2 separate regions of the Homo sapiens genome follow, and region 1 is linked to region 2. A link is a contact called in ENCODE Hi-C or POLR2A ChIA-PET data. All regions are on one chromosome and are shown on one strand. The core of a region is the stretch at or near the end of the contact, and the rest is flanking DNA. Distances in the headings are between cores, read along the strand shown. Region 1 holds the start of ZNF486 (zinc finger protein 486). Region 2 holds the start of ZNF626 (zinc finger protein 626).

Region 1 (3,947 bases), core at 351-2,850, 490 kb after region 2:
TAGCCTTAGCTTGGAATTACTAGGTTCAAGCTTTAATTTCCATGTCAGTGTTATTCACTTGGTTTTTGAAACTAAGTGTTTGAAAAATCCAGTGAAATTACTCAAACAGTGTTTACATAAAGGAAGAAAATTTTAAGATTCTTACTTTTTTTTTTTTTTGAGACGGAGTTTCGCTGTTGTTGCCCAGGCTGGAGTGCAATGGCACGATCTCGGCTCACCGCAACCTCCTCCTCCCGGGTTCAAGCAACTCTCCTGCCTCAGCCTCCCGAGTAGCTGGGATTACAGGCATGCGCCACCAAGCCCAGCTAATTTTGTATTTTTAATAGAGACAGGGTTTCTCCATGTTAGTCAGGCCGGTCTCGAACTCCCGAACTCAGGTGATCCGCCTGCCTTGGCCTCCCAAAGTGCTGGGATTACAGGCGTGAGCCACTGCGCCTGGCCCTTCTTTTGTGTGTGTGAAGGAGTCTTGCTCTGTCACGCACACTTAAGTACGATGGCGCGGTCTCAGCTCACTGCAACCTCCGCCTCCTGGGTTCAACCAATTCTCGTGCCTCAGCCTCCCAAGTAGCTGGGATTACAGGTGCCTGCCACCACACCTGGCTAATTTTTGTATTTTTAGTAGAGACGGGGTTCACGGTGTTGGCCAGGATGGTCTAGAACTCCTGACCACAAGATCCTCCCGCCTAGGTCTCTCAAAATGCTGGGATTACAGGCGTGAGCCACCGCGCCCGACCAGGAATGGGTTTTTAACCCCAACGTAGTTTTTGTTTTTGTGTCCTTCCCCTATTGGCTGGGGTCAGACCGCACAATCTAAGCTGATCCCGGTTGGCTTAGACCCAAACTTTTTCCAAATAGGATAAACGAGCGATTTGCGAGAAAAGGAAAAGGGAGAAAAAGGGGTAGGGTTGTTTTACAACTTTTACAACTTCTGATCAGGAAGTTGAGTCTTTGAAGAGGAATTTAGTTGTCCTAGCAACCCTTTACCTCAAGTGATCCGCCAGCCTTCGCCTCCCAAAATGCTGGGATTACAGACGTCAACCACCGCGCCCGGCCCCATAAATTTTTAACAAAAGAAAAGAGAAACTGTGAACCCCACGGACCAAAGCTCTTCCGAATCGTGAACCCGCACCCCGAGTCAAGATTCTCCCCTGATGACCTTCTCGTGGTTCCCGCACCATCTGGGAGAGACCCGAAGCTGCGGGTGGAGAGCTGCTGCACAGAGAGGGCGCCAGGCCAGGGCACGGTCACTGCGCAGGGAAGAGACAGGACGCCCCGGGACCGGCTGTCAGCGCAGCCACCATCTTATGGCTGAAGGGGACTGAGGCCGAGCTGGGTAAGGAGAAGTCCGGACGCAGATTGTGGAGCTGACTACGGGGAGGCCTGAGTCCCTCCACAGCCACTTCCCATCAACCAGTCCCTCCCCTCTCTCAGGATGTCCAATGGGCACTCTCACCATTTCTAGGCTTCTAAGGGGTCCCGGCATCTTGGCTGTGGATCTCCCAATACCTACAGGACACAGGGCCACAGAGGGTGGGCCTCTAGGAGCAGAGGACACAGAGTAGCGAAGAGGCGACCTAGAGCTCCAGATGCAGCGAGAGACAAAGGCCGCGCCAAACCCGGAAGCCGTCCTCTTTGCTCCAGCTGCCTGCCTGATTGGACGGTTTCCAGCCCAGCGTCTCTGATTGGATAATGCTTAAGGCCCCGCCCACTCAGTCCCTGAGTGACAGAGGATGTGATCAGATGCTGGGCTGAGTGATGAAAGAGTAACAGCCTAAGCTGCAGCCTTTTCAGGCAGGGCTTCCTCCCTGAGCTGAGCCAGGCCCACCCTAGAGCAAGGGAAAATTCTATCTCTTTTTTACTCTCTCTCTTTTTGCATGTATTCAAAAGGTGAACAGAAGTATTTTGCTGTCATATTAATAATACATAAAATTTTTGTTAGAAAATCAACTTTTACTTTGGTAATAGTGTATTATCAATACTAAAGCTAATTTTAATAAAACCTTATATATAAATCAGATTTGTCACTTTTGACCTCTCGAGATTTACACATATATTTCATAATCACTTGTAATTTTTTTAACTTTTTATATTTTATCTACATTCTTTTTTTCAATTTGAAACAACCTTTAAGTAATTTCAAATTGTTACAGGAAATAGAAATCATTTAGAACCAGGCGCAGTGGCTCACGCCTCTAATTCCAGCACTTTGGGAGGCCAAGGTGGGCGGATAACTTGAGTCAGGAGTTCAAGACCAGCCTGGCCAACATGGTGAAACCCCATTTCTACTAAAAATACAAAAAATTATCTGGGTGTGCTGGTGTGCACTTGTAGTCCCAGCTACTCCGGAGGCTGAGGCAAGAGAATCGCTTGAACCCAGGAGGCGGAGGTTGTGTAACAGCCCAAGGGTTTTACCTTGCCTTTTGTCTAGACAGAGCTGATTCATAAAGACAGGCCTTTTGCCTAGACAGAGCCCATTCATCAAGACAGGGGAATTTGTGGAGGAAAAGTTAAATATTAATTTTGAAATAAATTGAACACAGACACAAACAATGGTCACCAAGTCTCAGAACCGGTTGTGTGACCCCCTTGAGGCATTCATTGAGGCATTCATGTAGTGTCATTTCAGAGAAATCTCTGTTTCAATCTATTCCTATATGTTAGTTATTGAAAAACAAGATAACGTTTTTGTGTTCCTTGAGCCCAGTCGCAAAGGGCCCTAGTGACTGGGCCTCATGCCAAACATTTCAGCTCCATCAGGTCATTTATGTTCCTCTCCAAACTGTTTATTCTAGTTAGCAGTTCCTCTAACCTTTTATCAAGGTTCTTAGCTTCTTCAAATTGGGTTCGAACATGTTTCTTTAGCTCAGCAGAGTTTGTTATTAACCATCTTCTGAGGCCTACTTCTGTGAATTCATGCATCTCATCCTCTTATGTTCCTCTCCAAACTGGTTATTCTAGTTAGCAGTTCCTCTAACCTTTTATCAAGGTTCTTAGCTTCTTCAAATTGGGTTCAAACATGTTTCTTTAGCTCAGCAGAGTTTGTTATTAACCGTCTTCTGAAGCCTACTTCTGTGAATTCATGCATCTCATCCTCTTATGTTCCTCTCCAAACTGGTTATTCTAGTTAACAGTTCCTCTAACCTTTTATCGAGGTTCTTAGCTTCTTCAAATTGGGTTTGAACATGTTTCTTTAGCTCAGCAGAGTTTGTTATTAACCATCTTCTGAAGCCTACTTCTATCAATTCATGCATCTCATCTTCTGTCCAGTTCTGCACCTTGCTGAAGAGACATTTTGATCATTTGGAAGAGAAGAGGCACTCTGGCCTTTCAGCTGTTTTTTGTTGATTCTTTCTCATCTTCATGAGTTTGTCTAGTTTCGATCTTTGAGGCTTCTGACACTTGGATTTTTTTTTTTTAACAGTCTCTCTCTCTGTCACTCAGGCTGGAGTGCAGTGGCACAATCGCAGCTCACTGCAAATTCTGCCTCCCAGGTTCAAGTGATTCTCATGTCTCAGACTACCTAGTAGCTGGGACTACAGGCATGCACCACCACGCCTGGCTATTTTTTTTTGTATTTTTTAGTAGAGACAAGGTTTCACCATGTTGGCCAGGCTAGTCTCGAACTCGTGACCTCAAGTGCTCTGCCCACTGCCTCGGCCTCCCAAAGTATTGGGTTACAGGTGTGAGCCACCATGTGTGGCTTTGGATGAGGTTTTTGTGGGTACATTTTTTTCTTGTTGATGCATTGTTGCTTTCTGTTTGTTTTTCTTTCAATGGTCAGGTCCATCTTCTGTAGCGCTGCTGCAGTTTGCTAGGGGCTAACTTCAGGACCTATTCATCTGGTTCACCGCCGTGCCTGGAGATGTCACTCAAGGAAGTTGGAGAACAGCAAAGAAGAGTGCCCGCTCCTTCCTCTGGGATCTCTGACCTCAAGAGGCACAAACCTG
Region 2 (4,197 bases), core at 776-3,275:
GTTATCAAAATGTCTCTTCAGCAAGGGTGCAGAACTGGACAGAGGATGAGATGGATGAATTGACAAAAGTAGGCTTCAGAAGATGGGTAATAAACTCTGCTGAGCTAAAGGAACATGTTCTAAACCAATTGAAAGAAGCTAAGAACCTTGATAAAAGGTTAGAGGAACTGCTAACTAGAATAACTGGTTTAGACAGGAACATAAATGATCTGATGGAGCTAAAACACACAGCATGAGAACCTCCTGAAGCATACAAAAGTATTTGTAGCTGCATTGACCAAGCAGAAGAAAGAACATCAGAGTTTGAAGACCACCTTGCCAAAATAAGGCATGCAGACAAGATTAAACAAAAATGAATAAAAAGGAACAAATGAAGCCTTTGAGAAATATGTTCTGTGCAGGAAACACATGAGGGGAGAAGAAAAGACACGCACACAATACCTTTAAGGGTAAACAAGCTTTATCCCAGGTAAATGGCAATGCATATATAATAAGCAAATTGATATAATAAGAGCATTGCAATGGGAAGGGGAGAAGAGAAAAAATATATATCTTTACACTCACCAGACTATGGAGGATTCATCAGCAGACCAGGAAGCAACAGCCTGGGCTCCAGAGTCGGCCACCCATCCCTGTACAGACAAGGAGAGGTCTTTGGAGCTTTGGTGCAGTCTGGGATCCTAGCTCTTTTTGTAACAAGTTGTTTGGCATGAGGCCCAGTTGCAACTGGGCTCTTTGCAACTGGGCTCAAGGAACACAAAAAAGTCAACTTGTTTTTTTTGCGATTGGCTATTGTTTTTCAATAACTAACGTATAGGAATAGATTAAAATAGAGATTTCTCCAAAACAATCTGTGCCCAGTTCTCTTTGCCCAGCTTGGCCTCAGTCCCATTCAGCCAGAAGATGGCAGCTGCGCTGACAGCCAGGCCCCCAGAAGTCCTGCCTCTTCACTGCGCTGTGACTGTGCCCTGGCCTGGAGCCCACTTTGGGCAGCTCTGCACCTGCAGCATGGCGTCTCTCCCAGATTGTGCAGGGACCAGGGGAAGGTCGGCAGGTGAATGCCTCAAGGGGCTCACATAACCTGTTCCAGGACTTGGTGACCATTGTTTGTGTCCATGTTCAACTGAGTTCAAATTTAATATTTAACTTTTCCTCCACAAATTCCCCTGTCTTGATGAATCATCTCTGTCTAGGCAAGATGAAGCCCTTAGGCCGTTACACAACCTCCGCCTCCTGGGTTCAAGCGATTCCCCTGCTTCAGCCGCCGTAGCACCTGGGACTACAGGTGTGTACCACCACACCTGGCTAATTTTTTGTGTTTTTACTAGAGATGAGATTCAACATGTTGGCCAGGCTGGTCTTGAACTCCTGACCTGAAGTGATCCACCCACTTTGGCCTCCCAAAGTGCTTGGATTACAAGCGTGCACCAGCGGACTGGCCCTAAATGATTTCTTTGTCTCTTGTAACAGTTTGAAATTACTTAAAGGTTGTTTCAAATTGAAAAAATAAAAAGAATGTAGATAAAAATAAAATATAAAAAGTTAAAAAATTACATTAGATTACAAAATATGTATGTAAATCTCGAGAGGTCAAAAATGACAAATTTGATTTTTTATAAGGTTTTATCAAAATTACCTTTAGTATTGATAATACATTATTGCCAAAGTAAAAGTTGATTTTCTCTTGAACAAAAATTTTATGTATTATTAATATGAGAGCAAAATACTTCTGTTCACCTTTTGAATACATTCAAAAAGAGAGAGAGTAAAGAAAAGATAGAATTCTCCCATGCTCTGGGGTGGGCCTGGCTCAGCTCAGGAAGGAAGCCCTGCCTGAAAAGGCTGCAGCTTAGGCTGTCACTCTTTCTTCACTCAGCTCAGCGTCTGATCACATCTACTGTCACTCAGGGCCTCAGGGGGCGGGGCCTTAAGCATTATCCAATCAGGGATGGTGGGCTGGAAACCATCCAATCAGGAACGCAGCTGGAGCGAAGAGGACGGTTTCCGGGTTTGGTGCGGCCTTTGTCTCTCGCTGCAGTCAGAGCTCCAGGTCTGGTTCTTCTCCTAAAGGCCCAGGCTGTGTGGCCCCGTGTCCTGCAGGTATTGGGAGATCCACAGCTAAGACACCGGGACCTCCTGGAAGCCAAAAATGGTGAGAGTGAGGGTCCGACATCCCGAGAGAGGAGAGGGACTGGTTGGAACCGGTGAAAAGTGGCTGTGGCGGGACTCAGGCCTCCCCGCAGTCAGCTCCACAGTCTGCTCCCCCAGTTCTCCTTGCTCAGCTCGGCCTCAGTCCTGTTCAGCCATAAAATGGCAGCTGCGCTGACAGCCGGCACCCGGGCGTCTTGTCTCTTCACTGCGCGGTGACTACCCTGGCCTGGAGCCCTCTCTGGGCAGCTCTGCACCCGCAGCGTGGCGTCTCTCCCAGATTGTGCAGGGACCAGGGGAGGGTGGGCAGGGGAGAATCCTGACTCGGGGTGCGGGTTCATGAATGGGAAGAGCTTTGTTCCTTTGGGTTTACAGTTTCTCTTTTCTCCTATTAAAAATGTATGGGGCCGGACGCTGTGGCTCACGCCTGTAATCCCAACGTTTTGGGAGGCCGAGGCGGGCGGATCACTTGAGGTAAAGAGGTGTTAGGACAACTAAGTTCCTTTTAAATGACTCAACTTTCTGGTCATAAGTTGTAAAAGTTGTAAATCAACCCTACCTCTTCTTCTACCCCCTTTTCCTTTTCTCGCAAATCGCGCATTTACTTTATTTGGAAAAAGTTTGGGTCTAAGCTTACCAGGATCAGCTTAGATTGTGCGGTCTGATCCCAGCCAATAGGGGATGGAAACAAAAACAGGAACTGCATTAGGGTTCAAAACCCCTTTCTTGCTGGGCGCGGTGGCTCAAGCCTGTAATCCCAGCACTTCGGAGGCCGAGGCAGGTGGATCACGTGGTCAGGAGTTCTAGACCAGCCTGGCCAACGTGGTGAAACCCGTCTCTACTAAAAATACGAAAACTATCGGCGTGTTGGCACGTGCCTGTAGTACCAGCCACTTGGGAGGCTGAGGCACGAGAATTGCTTGAACCCGGGAGGCGGAAGTTGCAGTGAGCTGAGATCCAATCATCGCGCTCCAGCCTGCGTGACAAAGCGAGACTCCGGCTCAAAAAAAAGAAAAAAAAAGTAAGCATCTTAAAAATTCCTTTATGTAAACATTGTGAGTAATTTCACTGGAGTTTCTAACACTTAGTTTCAAAAACCAAGTGAATAACTGATGTGGACATTAAAGCTTGAACCTAGTGACTCCAAGCTAAGGCTAATATTAAGCCTGCAACAGGGTATTTTTTTTTTTTTTTTTTTTTTTTTAGACACAGTGTCGCTTGTGGTGCCCAGGCTGGAATGTAATGGCGTGATCTCGGCTTACTGGGTTCAAGCGATTCTCCTACCTCAGCCCCACCAGTAGCTGGGATTACAGGCATGCACCATCACGCCCGGCTAATTTTGGTGTTTAGTAGAGACGGGTTTTCTCCATGTTTGTCAGGCTGGTCTTGAACTCTCTGCCTCAGACCCGCTTCGGCCTCCCAAAGTGCTGGCATTATCGGTGTGAGCCACCGCACCCGGCCAACAGGAGGTTATTAAAGGCCCTGTTATTTTTTTCTGGGGAGTCTCCCTTGCGGATATCTCAAGACTGCTCACCCCAGCCACGGAAGGAGCCTTCATTCTGAAAGAAGCTACAAAGCCTTGGAAAGCTGGGGCCCCACAGGCAGATGCAGTCAAGATTAAGATGAAAGGAAACTGGGAGGGTCTTACTGGTAATGAAGTTGTTATGGTTTTGAGGCACTTTTTACGCTTTCTAAAATAAGAATATTAGATTTATGTAAAAAAAAAATGAATTCCTAAGAAGTATTGCAACAGGAAGAAGTACCAGCTAACTAAAAAATCTTCATGGGTTGCAAAAATGTAGGCAGAAAAGGGCTTTTCTCCTACATTGGAGATGGCTTATCTCCATCCCTCACTAGCCTGAGGGATGGAGATAAACTTAAGTAAAGTTTGATTAAGAAATATTTTAGGCTGAGCGCCATGGCTCAGGCATGTAATCCCAGCAGTTTGGGAGGCCTAGGCGGACGGATCACCGCAAGTCAGGAGCTTGAGACCAGCCTGGTCAACATGGTGATAACCCTGTGTCTACTAAAAATACAAAAATTAGCTGG

Evidence for each region. Hi-C counts contacts between places; a loop is a spot of excess contacts on that map. ChIA-PET counts read pairs that join two places held with the same protein, here RNA polymerase II (POLR2A). Pooled maps may share reads with other maps.
Region 1: a loop to region 2 is called in a map of CD4-positive, alpha-beta memory T cell, with 7 times the contacts of the local background. The contact joins the promoter of ZNF486 here to the promoter of ZNF626 in region 2. A Hi-C loop is called at or near these places in 1 of 168 maps with a recorded cell type or tissue (CD4-positive, alpha-beta memory T cell), 2 of 37 single-sample maps with no recorded cell type and 15 of 50 pooled maps. POLR2A ChIA-PET finds 5 or more read pairs at or near these places in 6 of 52 experiments (CD4-positive, alpha-beta T cell, CD4-positive, alpha-beta memory T cell, WTC11 and 2 more).

The regions. Positions count from the first base shown.
Region 1 is chr19:20,164,867-20,168,813 of GRCh38, reverse strand. It overlaps ZNF486 (zinc finger protein 486), which reads right to left and starts at 1,600. Exons shown (of 4, transcript NM_052852.4): 1 at 1,454-1,600. The coding sequence starts at 1,483. All of the region lies in intron 5 of LOC105372310 (a long non-coding RNA gene), which reads left to right. RefSeq lists an enhancer at 77-1,018.
Region 2 is chr19:20,659,399-20,663,595 of GRCh38, reverse strand. ZNF626 (zinc finger protein 626) reads left to right here and starts at 2,025. Exons shown (of 4, transcript NM_001076675.3): 1 at 2,025-2,152. The coding sequence starts at 2,150. RefSeq lists a silencer at 1,831-1,900.